Regions from separate parts of the Mus musculus genome. Here region 1 is linked to region 2. The links are chromatin loops, found by intact Hi-C in ENCODE. Cell type or tissue: heart. All regions are shown on one strand.

The links. Hi-C counts contacts between places; a loop is a spot of excess contacts. Peaks named below come from ENCODE experiments on the same cell type or tissue, not always from the same donor. Only the 100,000 strongest peaks of a DNase experiment are listed, where the experiment ranks them.
Region 1: a loop joins it to region 2, with 2.2 times the contacts of the local background. A loop is called at or near these places in 3 of 42 quality-filtered maps.

The regions. Positions count from the first base shown.
Region 1 is chr13:113,333,684-113,341,683 of GRCm38, reverse strand. The region is part of intron 5 of Cspg4b (chondroitin sulfate proteoglycan 4B); the gene reads right to left. Among named protein-coding and RNA genes, the nearest start is that of Gm41070, 27 kb to the left of the region's middle. In heart, a CTCF peak has its summit at 4,328 (motif pointing left); no DNase peak of the experiment used is centred here.
Region 2 is chr13:113,505,603-113,513,602 of GRCm38, reverse strand. It overlaps Gm34471 (a long non-coding RNA gene), which reads left to right. Exons shown (of 4, transcript XR_003950669.1): 3 at 4,989-6,432. Among named protein-coding and RNA genes, the nearest start is that of 4921509O07Rik, 6.8 kb to the right of the region's middle. In heart, no CTCF peak of the experiment used is centred here; a DNase peak (open chromatin) is centred at 4,072; H3K27ac peaks cover 846 bases.

The DNA.
Region 1 (8,000 bases), 170 kb after region 2:
ATGTGTGCAGATATGTTTGCATGTTCATGGGTGTGCACATGCCTGTGGAGGCCAGAGGAAAACCTAAGGTGTCTTTCTTCAGGGTGATGCACTTCGTTTATTTTTTAGACAAAGTCTCTCAGAGGGACATGAACTAGGCTGGGCTAACTGTCCAGAGAGCTCCAGGGATCTGCCCATCTTCACCTCTGAAGAACTGGGATTACAAATGCATCACTGTGGCTGGCTGATGGTTTTTTGTGGATGCTGGGGACTTTACCAACTGTACTCAACACTTAACCAAAAATATTGCTCATCCACCATGTGCCAGCAAATGTTTTGGATGCTTGCACTGTAGCAGTGAATGAAACAAAAGGAGTCATGCCTTTGTGGGCAGAGGGCAGAAAAGAACACAAGAGAGGAGGGAACAGGCCTAATAGGAATGAACAATGTAGTGAGTTATAAAATCCCTATACCACAAAAACAATGAACCACAGTAGGGGGTTCTGGGATGTAGACTATTAAAGCAGGAGGCTTGTTAGAGGAAGGCCACATAGGGCAAAAAAGAAGCCATGCACATATCTGCATATCCAGGAACAGAAAAAGAACATGGGACACTGGGGGTAGACGGGGTTGGAGGAGGGGTGAAGAGGTCATTATGGCAGAAAGAAAATAAGCAAGATAAAGAAGAAAGAAAATGTCTCAAAACACAAGAGATGGTCCACAAATCTGCACTGTCTGAATGCCACCTTGTCCTGGAGGCCAGGGGGAAAATCCAAGTACAGTCTTGACTTGTGGCCAGCCTGGCCTTTATGTCATGATGGTCTGTAGAAGCAGGAAACCAGTCAGTGGTTGACTGACTATGAGAAATCTACAAAGAATGACAGTGGGGAAGCCACAGCAGGATGGGAAGTGGGCTGGATCTGGGTGTCTGCTAACGGTGGTGAGGGCTTAGACATGAGAGTTACAGAGGAAGGAAAGGCAGGGGGCTGACAACACACTTTCCCAGTGACAAGGAAACGTTGCCCACCATTGAAAGGGAGACAGCCTCATGGGGAGTGGACAGCGGAGAGCAGGAGCTCACTGTTGCTTCTAAAATGAGTCTCACCGGATGGAATCAGATATCAGAAGTTTTAAAATCAGGGAGTCACATGATGTGGGAAATGCCCCCCCCCCCCATATTTGAATGTTTAATCACCAGGGAGTCGAACTCTTTGATAGAATTAGGAGGATTAGGAGGTGTGGCCTTGTTGAATGAAGTATGTCGCTAGGGGTGAGCTTTAAGGTTTGAAAAGCCATGTTCAGCCCATTCTCTATCTCTCTCTGTGTCTGTCTCTGTCTCTCTCTCTGTCTCTCTCTGTCTCTCTCTATATCTCTCTGTGTCTCTGTCTCTGTCTCTCTCTGTCTCTCTCTCTCTCTCTCACTGTCTCTGTCTCTCTCTCTCTCTCCCTGAGATCAGAATGTAGCTCTCAACTACTTCTCCAGCACCATGCCTGCTGCCATGCTCCCTCCCATGATAATAATGAAACTATAAGCAAGCCTCCAGATTAATGCTTTGGTTTTGTAAGAGAGGCCTTGGTCATTGTGTCTCTTCACAGTGACTAAGACACATGGCGTTTCACCAGCACCAAAACAAGTGGCTTTATCATTAGCTCAATTTTCACACCTTTACCTATGGCTATTGCTTGCAGAACACAGAGACATCATGTGCACACTCCTGAGTCTATGTGCCATCTTTACTGGCAGACCAACACTGCATCTGCTTCTATGCTTCCTAGCAGAGAATCTAAAGCTTCTCTCCTAAACCGTTAAATTGTTATGTCGCATGCTCAAAAGGAACAATTTTCCTTTTCCACAGAAAAGGAGGCGCTTTTGCAGTGACAGCTCACATCCCATGCCACTGAAAGAGAGTTTGAATGGGAGTCCAGAAGGTATATAGGGCTTTTTAAGTTTTCATACCAAACCTGATATCCGGACAATAAAAGTCATTCCAATCACATCCAAAGTGTCACACAGATAGCAATCATCATCATCATCATCATCATCATCATCATCATCATCATAATCACATCCAAAGTGCCATACAGATTACAAGAAAAAACCTCTTTTGTGAATAATCCTCTAACTTGGTGAATGCTGACAGCTATGATCATAAATTATACATAAAATTTATATACACATGCATAAATACACACACACACACACACACCAGAACTTATACATACAAATCTGTGTTCAACTCTATAAGGCTACTGTGGTGGTTTCAATAAAAATGGCCCCATAGACTCATCTGTTTGAATGCTTGATCCCTAGTTGGTGGAACTATTTGGGAAGGATTAGGAGGTGGAGCCTTGGACTCAAAAACTTGCAGTTAAGCATTTTCTTTTGTTAGATTCCTTGGTCATGGTTTCTCTTCACAGCAATACGAACGCAACTAAGGCAATTCACTATCTTGAAGAATAACTCATGCCAATAAAAACAGCACTGCTAAAAATTCAAATTCTTGAGTTCAAATTATTTTTGTGCAAAAACATTGGATTTTGGTTTTGTCCAATGATAACCAGGGTTCAAGTCACTGTGTTCATATTTCCTAGCAATATAACCTTGTCCACATCTCTTAATCTCTCTGGGTTCTAATTTCTTCATCAGTAAAAAGGAATAATGGGGATATTATCTATGTTGTACTTAGCACAACCTCACCTGACATACAGCAAGTCTTTAGTAAATACTAGCTTTGGGTAGCCCATTTTCTTCACAAGATTTGGCTCTGAGGATAAGACCATATCTGGCTGTTGTGTTATGGTACTATGTGGCAAGCTAGGTTCTTCTGTGTGTGTATCACCAAAGATACACACTCAGCCCAAATGTAACTTCCAAAAATATTAGATTTACTTTATTTGTATGTATGCATGTCTATGCATACACATATGTGTGCAGGTGCCCTGGGGAGCCAGCAGAGGGAATCTGATCCCCTGAAGCTAGAGTTATAGGTAGTCTTGAACTCTGCAATGTGGATGCTGGAAGGCAAACTGCAGCCTGCAAGAGCCGAAAGTGTCCTAATCAGTAGGCCATCTTCTCAAGCCATTGAGTGTATTGTTCTTTAACACTACTCTACTTTAACACTATACTAAAGCCAGCCCAGTTCCATTAACATCATGAAGGCTATTTCCTATCACACACTGCATATATTGCTTTACTTCACATTACCCATCATGGGAGGGGGCATTTACCTGTTAACAACTTAATTTCTGACTGTTTCTCTCTCAGTCTAAGGACAATAGCTTTTCAGTGTCTACTGGAAATACAAAATTAACAGTGTGCTCAGATTACAAGGACGTAGGCTTAATTTAACTTGTGGAAAAGCCACGGTTTCTATAAAATATATACGTGGGCCTGTTTAACAGTACCATGACTGCCAGTTTCAGGCTTTACATTTTTAAATCATTCCCTGTAGCTTATTTTTATTTCTTCAGGAATGAAAATTAACTTGAGAATGTGCTGTCATTTTCCTTCCTGTAACTTGTAGACCCTGATTATTTTTTCCCAATCAGGAGCTTAGAAGAGTTATTTTTCCACTGTAGTTCCTCTAAGGCCAAACACTGCTTTCCCCTGTCACCTCTGGAATATACCACCTTCTAAAACAAATGGGGAACCTGTCACTAGCTCAATTAGCAGTCCCATTGCTTCAAGGGAAGCTCTAGTTTAGAGCCCAGCATTGGGTCACAGTAACTTCAGATATGTGGAGAGAGGGACAGCAATGAGCTCAACCTTGAAGCCAGATTTGAAAGTTATGTAAGGTTCAATAAGCAAGTGTCTGAGGACAAACCACACTTGCCCTGAGGACAAGCCACACTTGCCCTGAGGACAAGCCGCACTTGCCCCTGGGGGTAGTACACGAAAATTCACCTCTGCTTGTTAGAGGAAGAGAGGCTGACCTCCTGAGTTACCAACTGTGTCTACCCAATGTCATCATAGTTGTGCTATCAACATTTAAAGACTCTGGCCTTTGGATCAGGTTTCAGGGGAGTTGTATAGAGTACTCTGATGAGCTGCCCTGCTGTGTGGCATTCTGGAAGGCCACTGACTTTTACAGCCTCCACGCTTCCACTGCACCTGGTTTGCAAAGCTCCTTCTAGTTATTCTAAATAATTGCCAAAAACAAATAAGTGTGTGTGGGGGGTGTATCTCCAAGGGACAGTCCTTGATTTGCACACACTGGGTCCTGGGTTCAATCCCCAGCACCATACAAAGCCAAGCCAAGCCTATCTTTAAAGTAAAAACAAGGCAAAGCATTATAGTATTATATTACAGGTCTTTTTTGAAAAATGGGAAAATGAAGCCCCCTCGTGGCCAGAATTTTATGTGGCCTGTGTAAAACACCACTTAAACTCAAAAGCACTCTTAAGAATGGATTTGAAATGTAAGTGAAGAAAATATCTAATAAAGTAATTTTAAAAATCGAACGACAACAACAAAAAAAGAAGGATGGATTTCAGAGCAGAATACAAAGGAGTCACTAGGGATAGCATAACTCTGAATCTGCTTTGTCAGAGCACAAATAAATGACCCCATTCATGGCCCCCAATTCCCTTAGAGATGGGCCCGCCCGCCAGCCCTGCAGTTTAAGGATGTGTCTTGTTCCTGCAGGAGAAAGGCCTCACTTGAAACCCTACACCAGAGAAGGCAATGCTTAGACTCTGCTCTGAATCCCCAACCAGAGTCCACCATGCCACCAGGATCAATTCCCACCTCTCCCACGCTCTTCTCCAAAGCAGACTGGGGTGGACACCCTTGCTATCTACAGGCCCTGGCAAGACTGGGAGGAAGAAAGCCATATAAGGTCACCTGAAAGCTTTAATAAAATGCAGATTGGAGAGAACATGAAATCTGGGTCAGGAAAAGGTACCTGCTACCAACCTGAGGGTCTGAGTGTGCCCCTGGGACCTGCATAGTCGAAGGGGAAACCAACTCTTTGCAAGTTGTCTTCTGACATCAATACTTGTGTATGGTGTGTGTGTGTGTGTGTGTGTGTGTGTGTGTGGTCCCTTTACCGTATATCCCAAATAAATCAATGTGATTTTAAAAACCCATAAATCTGAAGGCCTTGTGGAAGTCACATTTTGCCTCTGTCCCAGATTCTCTCTCTGCTTAATGTTGTTATTTGGGCTAGTCATATCTACTGCCCATATCACACATCCCACCACTAGTCTCTCCAGCCCAGACCATGCTCATTATAGAAGTAGCTTACCTCCAAGCCACACCCCAGCCCTTTACTTCACCCCTACCCTTAACTCTGTGGGAAGCTCATACTTCCTCCAGGTTCTTGGGTTCCTATACTGTAACTGTGCAGGAGAAAGCAGTAGTGCTTCATTGTGATCACAAGTTCACACCTTAACTCTGCTATATCCCCGAGGCTCTGTCTGTCTGTCAGCCAGTCTGTCTCTCTTGCAATCTTAGCCAAGAGTCTCCTGTGCTATAGTTTTCCCCTTTTTTCAAATAAAAACGATACCCTACAGAGTTGTTGAAGGCTTGTGTCACAGGCTGAGCCCAATACCAGGCACAGAATAAACATTTCAGCAGTATTAGCTACCGTGTGACCAGAAAGTGGTCATTATCTTCATCAACCAATTGCTCTGAAATAAAGAGAAGAAATGCTGCTGTCAGAAATGATCCCTACATTTGAGAGGAACTACCCACACATCTGCTACTAGACAGTGTGCTCAGTTAGCCGTGGCTTTAACTAAGTGCATATGCTGTCCACATTCACATCCAGAAAAATGGACAGACCTGATAATCCTTTAATATTATTGGGAGTTGATTCATGACACTCCCTGCAGTGTGGTCAATGCGCTTAGCTGTTCCATGCTAATTTGCCATCATTGCCAGCCACTCTGGTGGGAAAGGGAGAAATAGCTTGAAAACAAAGATAACTGGGGGCAGAAACTAATAGCATATCTTGGATCCTGTGAACTGCCTAGAGCAGACTTTCTAAGAGACGAAGGCTAATTCCTGGCTGCTGCTTGGCTCTTTTTCTATTTGAAATTAAGTTGAGATTGATAATAGATATTATCATTGTGCTTCAAAATTTCAATGCACAAGACTACATTGTTCGAAGACCTTTAGGCAATCTCTCTCTCTCTCTCTCTCTCTCTCTCTCTCTCTCTCTCTCTCTCAGTGTGTGTGTTTGTGTGTGTGTATGTGTGTGTGTCCCCTCAACTTTACCCCCTTTACTTCCAATGTTTAAATCCTTGTCATTTGTTATTTTTCTTCCATCATGACCATGACTTTGAATGACCACCACAATCCATAAAGTGAGATGGCCAGGTTTGAAAGCAGATACGTACTGTTCCCCATCCCAGCCTACTTTCTAGCTGGGAAGGGCAAGCCTGTGTGAACGGGCAATGAGCAGGCGGGGTTAATTAGTCTGGCAGAGCTAGGACATTGAACAGTCATTAGGAGACTTCAAAGATGAGGACAACAAGCAGACTTCCCTGCCTGGAAGTGAGACGACTCTTAATGTAGTAAAGAACTCTGGCAGTATTAGGTGCGGAGGGTGCAGTTATTATAGCAGGTACCTAGTGGCTTCATTATCACCCTATGGTATCAGTTTCTGGGAGTTCAGGATTTAGCACTTTCAACAGATGAACTCCTAGAACTTGACTCAACTCATAAAAGGTCATGTTTCCGGGAGAGACAATGGCTCAGTCAGTGAAGTGCATGCCACACAAGCTGGAGGACTTCGACAATCTCCAGCACCCACATACAAAGCCAAGTTTGTCTGGCATGTGCCTGTAATCCCAACATCGGAGGGGGAAAGACAAAGGAATTCCTAGTTTATAGGCTCCCTAGCCTGGCCAGGGAGACAGGCTAGACCAAGTGTGAGCTTCAGGTCAGTGAAAGACTGCCCAAAAAAAAAAAAAAAAAAAAAAAGAGGTGGAGGATATGTGGATGAAGAATACCCAATGCTGAACTTCATACAGAATTCTATATACAAGTGTACACCCTCACAAATGCCCATGTACATATTACAGACAGACCACACATTTCCAGAAACAGTAAGAGTAATGGAGGGGGCATTTTTCCATATATATAAACATCTAGCTTTGTTAGTTTCATGGCTTGCAGTGCCTTTCAATTAGCCAAAGTAATTAACACATTTTACATACTGTCCATGTGGGGTGTGTATGTGTGTGTGTTAGACACAAGATAATTTGGTATTACACATTCTATTTCACTTAACATGATTTTAAAATATTGTTTTGGTACCATAGGACCTATAACCTCCTGATCATTCCCACTATGGGTAGCAGGTGTGGACTCTGAGCTCAGACCACCCAGGCTCAAATCCTACTTTTGCTAACTTTGTCATTTGTCAAGTGCCTTAAATTTTCCTTGCCTCAAATATTTATTGCAACCCTCCTTTGATTACAAGAATCATGAAAAGGATTAAATGAGGAATCATTTCATCAGTTAAGTGGTACATTTATAGCTGCGCCTGACTCGTGAGGGATGGAGGGGTGTGGCTCAGAAATGCTGGCTGCCACCTACTAGTATCTCTGGAAACCAAAAGAACAAACCTGCGTCATGCTGAGGGATCCTTATGCTCAGAAATCAACTCTCAACACGGAGCTAATATTTATTATTCTTTTCCTCCCACCCACCGCTCTGGGGTTTTCATGCCAGGCTTACTTCAGATTGATTATATTTGTTCTGGAATATTCCTTGGCCAGGAAGACTCTTTCCCCTCATATGCATACAGATGGGTTATCCAAGTACACGAGCCCTATCTTTGCTCGTAAGAGTTCACAGGAATGAACAGCCGATTAACCAGTTTGCTACCCTGGCTCAAAATACTCCCCAAATGATAACTGGGGCTCACCATGTCTAAACTGTTAGTGTCACGTGGTCTGTGATGGACTCCTGCTTTTCTGGGAGTCTGGGATTTGGATTTTTACCAGGCAGAGAGTGCTTGCCTACCTGACGAGTCCCTGAAGATAGCTTGACCACTCAGCAACTAATGAGCT
Region 2 (8,000 bases):
TTTGGGGTCCTACATATCAGCCATTCTGTATATCATATATTTACTTGATTCATCATAGTAGCAAAACCACAGTTGTGAATGTCTTAGTCAAGGTCTCTATTCCTGCACAACCATCATGACCAAGAGGCAAGTTGGGGAGGAAAGGGTTTATTCAGCTTACACTTCTATACTGCTGTTCATCACCAAAGGAAGTCAGGCCTGGAACTCAAGCAGGTCAGGAAGCAGGAGCTGATGCAGAGGCCATGGAGGGATGTTCTTTACTAGCTTGCCTCCTCTGGCTTGCTCAGCCTGCTCTCTTATAGAACCCAAGACTGCCAGTCCAGAGATGGTCCCATTCACAAGGGGCCTTTCCCCCTTGATCACGAATTGAGAAAATGCCTTACAGCTGGATCTCATGGAGGCATTTCCTCAAGTGAAGCTCCTTTCTCTGTGGTAACTCCAGCTGTGTCAAGTTGATACAAAACTAGCCAGTACAATTGACCCCTTGTCAACTTGACACACAAACACATCACTAGTAAGCCTCAACCCTTACGTTCTTATTCATCCCCAAGGTCTAAATAGCTTTAAATATCCCACAGTCTTTACATATTCTTGACATTTCAATCTCTTTAAAATATCATCTCTTTTAAAATCCAAGTCTTTTTACAATTAAAAGTCTCTTAACTGTGGGCTCCACTAAAATAGTTTCTTCCTTCAAGAGGGAAAATATCAGGGCACAGTCACAATCAAAAGCAAAAATCAATGTCCAACCTTCCAATGTCTGGGATCCAACTCACAATCTTCTGGGCTCCTCCAAGGGCTTGGGTCACTTCTCCAGCCATGCCCTTTGTAGCACACGCATCATCCTCTAGGCTCCAGATGCCTGTACTCCACTGCTGCTGCTGCTCTTGGTGGTCATCTAATGGTACTGGCATCTCCAAAACACTGCATGACCCCTTCAGTCCTGGGCCTTCAATTGCAACTGCGGCTGCACCTTCACCAATGGCCTTCCATGGCCTCTCACAGTGTCGAGCCTCAGCTGCTCTTCGTGACCCCTTCATGCCTTCAAAACCAGTACCACCTGGGTGACCCTTACATATTACCAAGTCCCACTGCAGCAGGAGTACAAACTTGGCTATCTCTGGAACACAGCCTCTTTGTGCTTTCAGAAAACACTTCCCAGAAGACGTCACCTCAATGCTGCTGGTCTCTTCTTAATCACCGCTAATTTCTTAGCTCCAGCTAACCAGCATCAATAGTCCCAGTAATGCCAAGTTTTTGCTTTAGTAGTTCTGGTATCTTGTTAATCACGGCTGATTCTTCAGCCCCAGCTAACCAGAACCACAGAATCTTCACAATCAAAACAGCAATGGCCCTGAAAAGAGTCTTTAATTTTCCCTCTGAAATTTCACAAACCAGACCTCCATCTTCTGCACTGTTCTCAACATTATCTTCCAAGCTCCTACACAACATCTGACAGAGCTCTTAACAACGAATGGATCTTCAAGCCCAAAGTTCCAAAGTCCTTCCACAGTCCTCCCCAAAACATGGTCAGGTATTCACAGGAATACCCCACTCTGCTGGTACCAATTTGTCTTAGTCAAGGTCTCTATTCCTGCACAAACATCATGACCAAGAAGCAAGTTGGGGAGGAAAGGGTTTATTTGGCTTACACTTCCATACTGCTGTTCATCACCAAAGGAAGTCAGGCCTGGAACTCAAGCAGGTCAGGAAGCAGGAGCTGATGCAGAGGCCATGGAGGGATGTTCTTTACTAGCTTGCCTCCTCTGGCTTGCTCAGCCTGCTCTCTTATAGAACCCAAGACTGCCAGTCCAGAGATGGTCCCACTCACAAGGGGCCTTTCCCTCTTGATCACTAATTGAGAAAATGCTTTACAGCTGGATCTCATGGAGGCATTTCCTCAAGTGAAGCTCCTTTCTCTGTGGTAACTCCAGCTGTGTCAAGTTGACACAAAACTAGCCAGTACAGTGAAGTAGCAATGAAATAATTTTATGGGTGGGGTTCACCACCACATGATGAACTGGAGTAAAGAGTCAGTTGAGGAGCACTGGTTTAGAGGATGGGGAGGACCAGTACATACATATACATTCCTTTCATCCTAGATATATATATTCCAGTACATTCTGGAAACAAGAAGCAGTTGAAGTATGGGATATGACTCTGTATTTTGAGCCTAGAGGCTAAGTCTTCATCTTGAAGGTTGTAGGGTAATACCAAGAATGGTTGAAAACCCAAGCAAGGAAGTCATGTGAATGAGACAGCCACATTCCTCATTACTACGATTCGAATGCTGGTGTCCCTCTAAAATTCCTCTATTGAAACTTAGCACACGGATGGTGGTACTGAGAGATGGACTCCTGGGAGGTCATTAGAAGATGAATCTTGAGCGAACTGGTTCCTGCCTGTTATCATACTATGAACAGATTAATACACCCATCTTGTGGCTGCATCAACATGTACTACATGGTTCAAATAAGGGTAACCTAAGTATAAATAGTTCTGTTGTTAGGAAGTAGAGGTCTGAACCTTCAACAAGACCTAAGGTCAGACAGACAAAGACAGAAACCAAGCAAAATCAGCAGAACTGGAGAGTGACTTATTGTAGGAGATAATCAGGAGGGGGTGCCAAGGATGAATGGTGAAGAATGTGCCAAGGATGAGTGGCACCCATGGTTCTTGGGGTCCTAAATGAATGCTTAATTCTTCTTAATTAAAAAGGAAGCTGGAGGAAGAGTAGTGTAGTGAGGAGAAGCCTAGAGAAGGGTTCTGTGTGCTCACTGACTAATGGCTGCCATTTATTTTGGTATTGTTTTATGGCAGGCGAGGGACCAGAGCTGTTCATTCCCACTTTAATGGCATGGCATACTTAAGAACGTGTACCCAGATCAAACTCAGAACCAATGACACCTGCTTTAACACCACATGAAGAAAAGCATTTGTTCAAAGCTATGCACCTGTTTGGAGACAACAGGTTAAGGCTTTTTTTTTTTTTTTTTTTTTTTTTTTTTTTAATGACTCAGTGTGGAGACTTTTAAACCAGTATGGAAGTAGAAGAGACAGCATATTGCATCTATCCGTGTCTCTATTAGCCAAATTATTAAGCCTTAGTCAAACTTTTTTCTTCTACCCGTACCCCCTAAAAATATTTCCCCTTGTTTCTCTGATTATTTTAAAGCAACTTTATTGGAACACATGTGCGGAGTAAGCTTTTAATTTTGGAGTGGCTATAAATTCAAAGAATTCTTGGGAAAATAATGCAGAATTTCAGACGTCCAGAAAATTTCTCTCTACCTCACATTCAATCCCCTGACTAGTAGCATTAAATACGGTGTGTTAGTGACAATGAAAGAATCAATATTGATATTAAAGTTTAAGTCCACACTACACCATGTTTTCCTATATTTCTGGTTTCATTGGTCAACTGGGACTATATTTCATGCTGCATTTTAAAGTCCTTATGGGCTTAGCAGTAGAAGGCTCCATTTCAGCCACTGTCTTTGTAGGCTTTTCCACTCTGAAAAGCCTTTATCAGATCAAATGTTCACGTTATGTCCACCCAGCCCCAACCCCTCCCTGACCCTGTGTCTCCTGTGCTCTAACTCAGGGAGCGGATGTCACAGCATCTGTCCACAGCAGCTTGAGGACAGAATATTGTCACACTAGCTCACTCTTAGGGGCACTCTCTAGATTCTCTTTAGAATGCCATTTGGAGTCCATGCTAGGGCAAACTACTGAGTGTAATTTGGGATAATCTGTAAAGCAGAGAATTCAGAAAAAGACCAATACATCTTAGTAAAGGCATTTGTGAGTCTGCTGCTCTGACTGAATGGGACAAAACGAATGGCTTCCAGGGCGAGGGGTTAACGTCCACCCCAGCTGCTCGGAATGCCAAAGCTCTGTGACTTGGCAGATCAGTGGACTTTGCTCATCCTTAGTGTTGGTCAGTTCACCCCAACCAAGAGGTCACCTCACGGGTGCCATGAGTTCTTCGTTGTCACGGGAAGCCATCTCCAGGCCCATGTCTCAGCACTCCTTGGAGTTCTGCATTGTTTCTGATGCAATGCCTGCTTCCACCCAGCCAGGCTAAGTGCACTGGGGCCTGGCTGGGAGCCAACATGGCGTCATTGTCCATTAATAGAAGTTGATGGAGCTCAGGTCTGGCAATGGTCCACTTCCTCCCATATTTTGTCTGCCTAAGGCAAATATATGGAAAAATCAATTAGGCATGCTTTTTTTTTTAAAACCAGTTTGTGCTAATTTGGGCATTGATTTTTTTTTCCTAGCTACTGTTGGCTTTAAAAATACTTTGTGACAAATCTTGTTTTTCCCCATTTATACAAGTGTCTGTAGACACGACTTCTTTCCCAAAATGATTTGAGGTGATACACTGCAAAAACACATTTATTATTAGCATCTGAGCCATTTCTGCTTTCCCTCAAAATGTCCTCCACTAATGTAATATAGTAGATGAATTATGAGTTTATTTATCTACCATACCATTAGTAGCTCCCTTTATTCTATACGGAATATGTATATGGTACACCAAGACTCATATCACAGTTAGGCAACCTGTAAGTGAGAAATGTAAAAGGCAGTCACATGAGATGCAGTTTCACTGTTCCTACACAAGAGCTCTCATTGGATTGAACATCAGCAAATGAGTCTTAGGAAAGTCGGGAAGAACGGGGGTGGGGGGATGAGACCATCTGGGCAAACCACAGTGACAATTCTCTAATATGTAGCCACCTTTGCTCAGATGTCCAAGTCAGAAAACATTGAAAGCATAACACAGTGAACACAGTTGATAATATTCTCACTGGAGACGGGTGAGCTAAATTTACCTGACTCAACTTCACAAGTTGAAATCCTAACACCCTGCTACCTCAAAAAAAATATGTGATTTGGGGATTGAGGGTCCTTAAGGAGTAATTAAGTGAAAATGATCGATAGACTTAGACACTAATCTAATCTGATTTGTTCCCTTACAGGAAGGGACTAAGGTACAGACAGAGGCAGAAGCAAAACTGTGTTGAAGCCAAGAAGCCAAAGAGGAAGTCCTCGAAGGAAGCCAGTTCACGGACACCGCAGTCTTGGACTTTGAAACTGCGGAAAGGCTATGAAACCATTCTGTGTTTAAGCCACTTACTGCAGCCTTCTGAGACCTTTGCTATGACAGCTTCAGCAAACCAACAGAGGCGCAAACGTGTTTCCTAAGGCCCATCTCTAACAGCATTCCTCTCTGCAGGCTGATGACATAGCCCTAGGCTAACTGGAAGCCCAGACTCCCATACCTGGCCCCACACCCGCCATAGTTTGGCAACTCAGGTGTTCCTACGTGAACTTGCCACACTGGCCCACAGTTTGCCAGCCTGGAGACAGAGGCCCCGATCTTGGCAGGCATAGTTTGCCTGCAGGGCTTTTCTACCTGGAACAGAGGGAGCATCATGGCTTTAGAACGTTTTGCCCCTTAGCAGCAGAAGTTAGCTGGTGTAAACCTTACTGTCAGTCAGTGGCCATGTTTTCCCAGACAGAAACAACTGGAATGTATAAGAAGGGAAAGTTGGAGAGGGTTTACTATCCCTCCAGTTGCTTCGTTCATTCAAGCGAACAATTCGAGAGATGCTGACTTCCTGACACTCATTCTGCTGAATTCCATCTGCATCCCTGCTTTCCTGGACAACTTAATTGTTCTTCCCCTTTTGTGTGGGAAGCCACATGTGCCGTTGCAGAGTGGCACTGACTACTGCTGGCCACCACGCATAAGATTGGACAAACAACCAATGTGTACATATGCAGTAAAGTTTTTTGCAAAGACACTGCCTGGCCCGGGCATGATAATGAGGTCTGTAAGGTACTGAGAGTATAAACAATCAGATGTGAGACATGCAAATGAGGTATGATAATGAGGTTCTGTAAGGTACTGAGAGTATAACCAATCAGATGTGAGACATGCAAATGAGGTATGATAATGAGGCTCTGTGAGGTACTGAGAGAGAGTAGCCAATCAGATGAGGAACATGCAAATGAGGCATAGTGCATAACCAATCCGGGTGTAAGACACGCCTCTCCTAGGCCTATAAAAGCAGCACCAGTTCTGGGCTCGGGGTCTTTTCGCCTCTACAATCAAGCTCTCCTAATAAACGTGTGCAGAAGGATCCTGTTGCAGCGTCGTTCTTCCTGGCCAGTCGAGCGCGCGCAAGACTTTTGCTGATCCCACCACCGGTACCCTTGCCCACTGTAGCCTTAGCCACGGAATTCAGATGTTTGTGACTTACAACCGGAGTAACACACCGCTGTCCTTCCATCTTCCTGTTCTCCCATCCCTCTAGCGAAGTGGCTCTGGACTTTCCTAATGCTACCTCTGTTTAATATGGTTCTTCACGTTGAGGTGACCAGCAACCACAAGATTCTTTTTGGTGCTACTTCCTAACTGTGAGTTTGCAACTGTTACGAGTCATAATGTAGATATCTGTGTCTTCTGATGATCTTAGGCAACCCCTGTGTAAGGGTTGGTTGACCGTCACAGAGGTTGAGATGCACTTGTTGAGACCCACTGATCTATTCGACCTGAGTCACTGGCAGGCCCCTTGAACCAAGGTTGTCACTGAATGACAAAGTTAAGTCAAGGGTTAAGCACACTCCTTTCTGAGTGTTTTCTACAGAAAAAAAAAAAAGGCAATAGTCAAATGGGAACACTGGGCATCCCAGCACCGCCCTGTGTTGAGCTCGTCAGAGTCCATCTTTCCAGGGAATGATCTAGCAGATTCAGGTCCTTTCCTCTTCCCCTAGAGGAGGGCATGGCTGCAATGTCATCTTTCACAAACTATTTCAAAGAAAGTGGAAAAGTAAAATTGAATTAAATACGTAAAAGTTCGGAAACTTGAATGTTGTTTTATTTACTCGACTAAGTTTCCTGTCTTCCCGTGTATGGGTGAGATTGCAAAACCAAATGTAAATATTACAAGTGTCTATTACATTTCCCTTGTCCAGGAAACCTCCTTTACTTCCTCCCTTTATTAGAAATGGGACTGTTTTTTCTTTTTCTTTTTTCTTATTTTCTTCTTCTTCTTTTTTATTTCTCAAGATTTCTCTGTGAAGCCATGGATATCCTGGAACTCACTCTGTAGACCTCAGACTCAGAGACCAGCCTGCCTCTGCCTCACACATGCTGGGATTAAAGGCATGCGCCACCACTGTCAGGTTTAAAAATTTGAATTTCCTTGTCTAAGCAAAACCAAAACAACAACAGACAACAAAACAAACAGACAACAAAACCTTCTTCTAATGCAGCATGTCTGTAGGTAATGTCCGTTCACTTGTACACTCATGCTGTGTGAGGAGAAGACATTTCTTCCATCCAGGAGACTCCTTTCCTCTATTTACTACTAAAGAGCAGACAGAACATTCTGACCTACTTCATATGAAAGTTACCTTTTAGAAAAGATGCTCATAGATTTTCATGTAACTGGTTTAGATTTTTATTTTTGTTGATTTCATATTTCTTCCAGGACAGAGTAGAAAACAAAACAAAGCAACCTACTTCCTATGTGAGAAGTCTTCCAGCTTTAAATTGAGAATACCCCAGTCAGGGATTTCTCAAATACTTCTTCATAAAAGAGTCTCATTAAGCATTGTTAATATATATCATTTCTTAGTCTGACAATACTATGGTGAAAGACCTTGTACTTAGAAAAAAATGGGATATTTTACATCTGTACATCTGTGGGATGTGTGCATGTATATATGTGAGTACATGAATACACAAGTGTGTGTGTGTGTATGCACGCCCAAAGTTGATATCAAGAATCTTCTTCAAGCTTCTTCTACTTTATTCATTGAGGCAGGGTCTCCCAGTCAAACCTAGATCTCACCAAACAGCTAATCTTGCTAGCAAGGTTTCTGGGAGACAGGCTAAAGGGAGGGGGTGGGAATCTGGGTACCCCTTGTCTAGATCTTCCGAGGATGGAATTGCAGGTGGGTTGCCATAGCCACTCAGCATC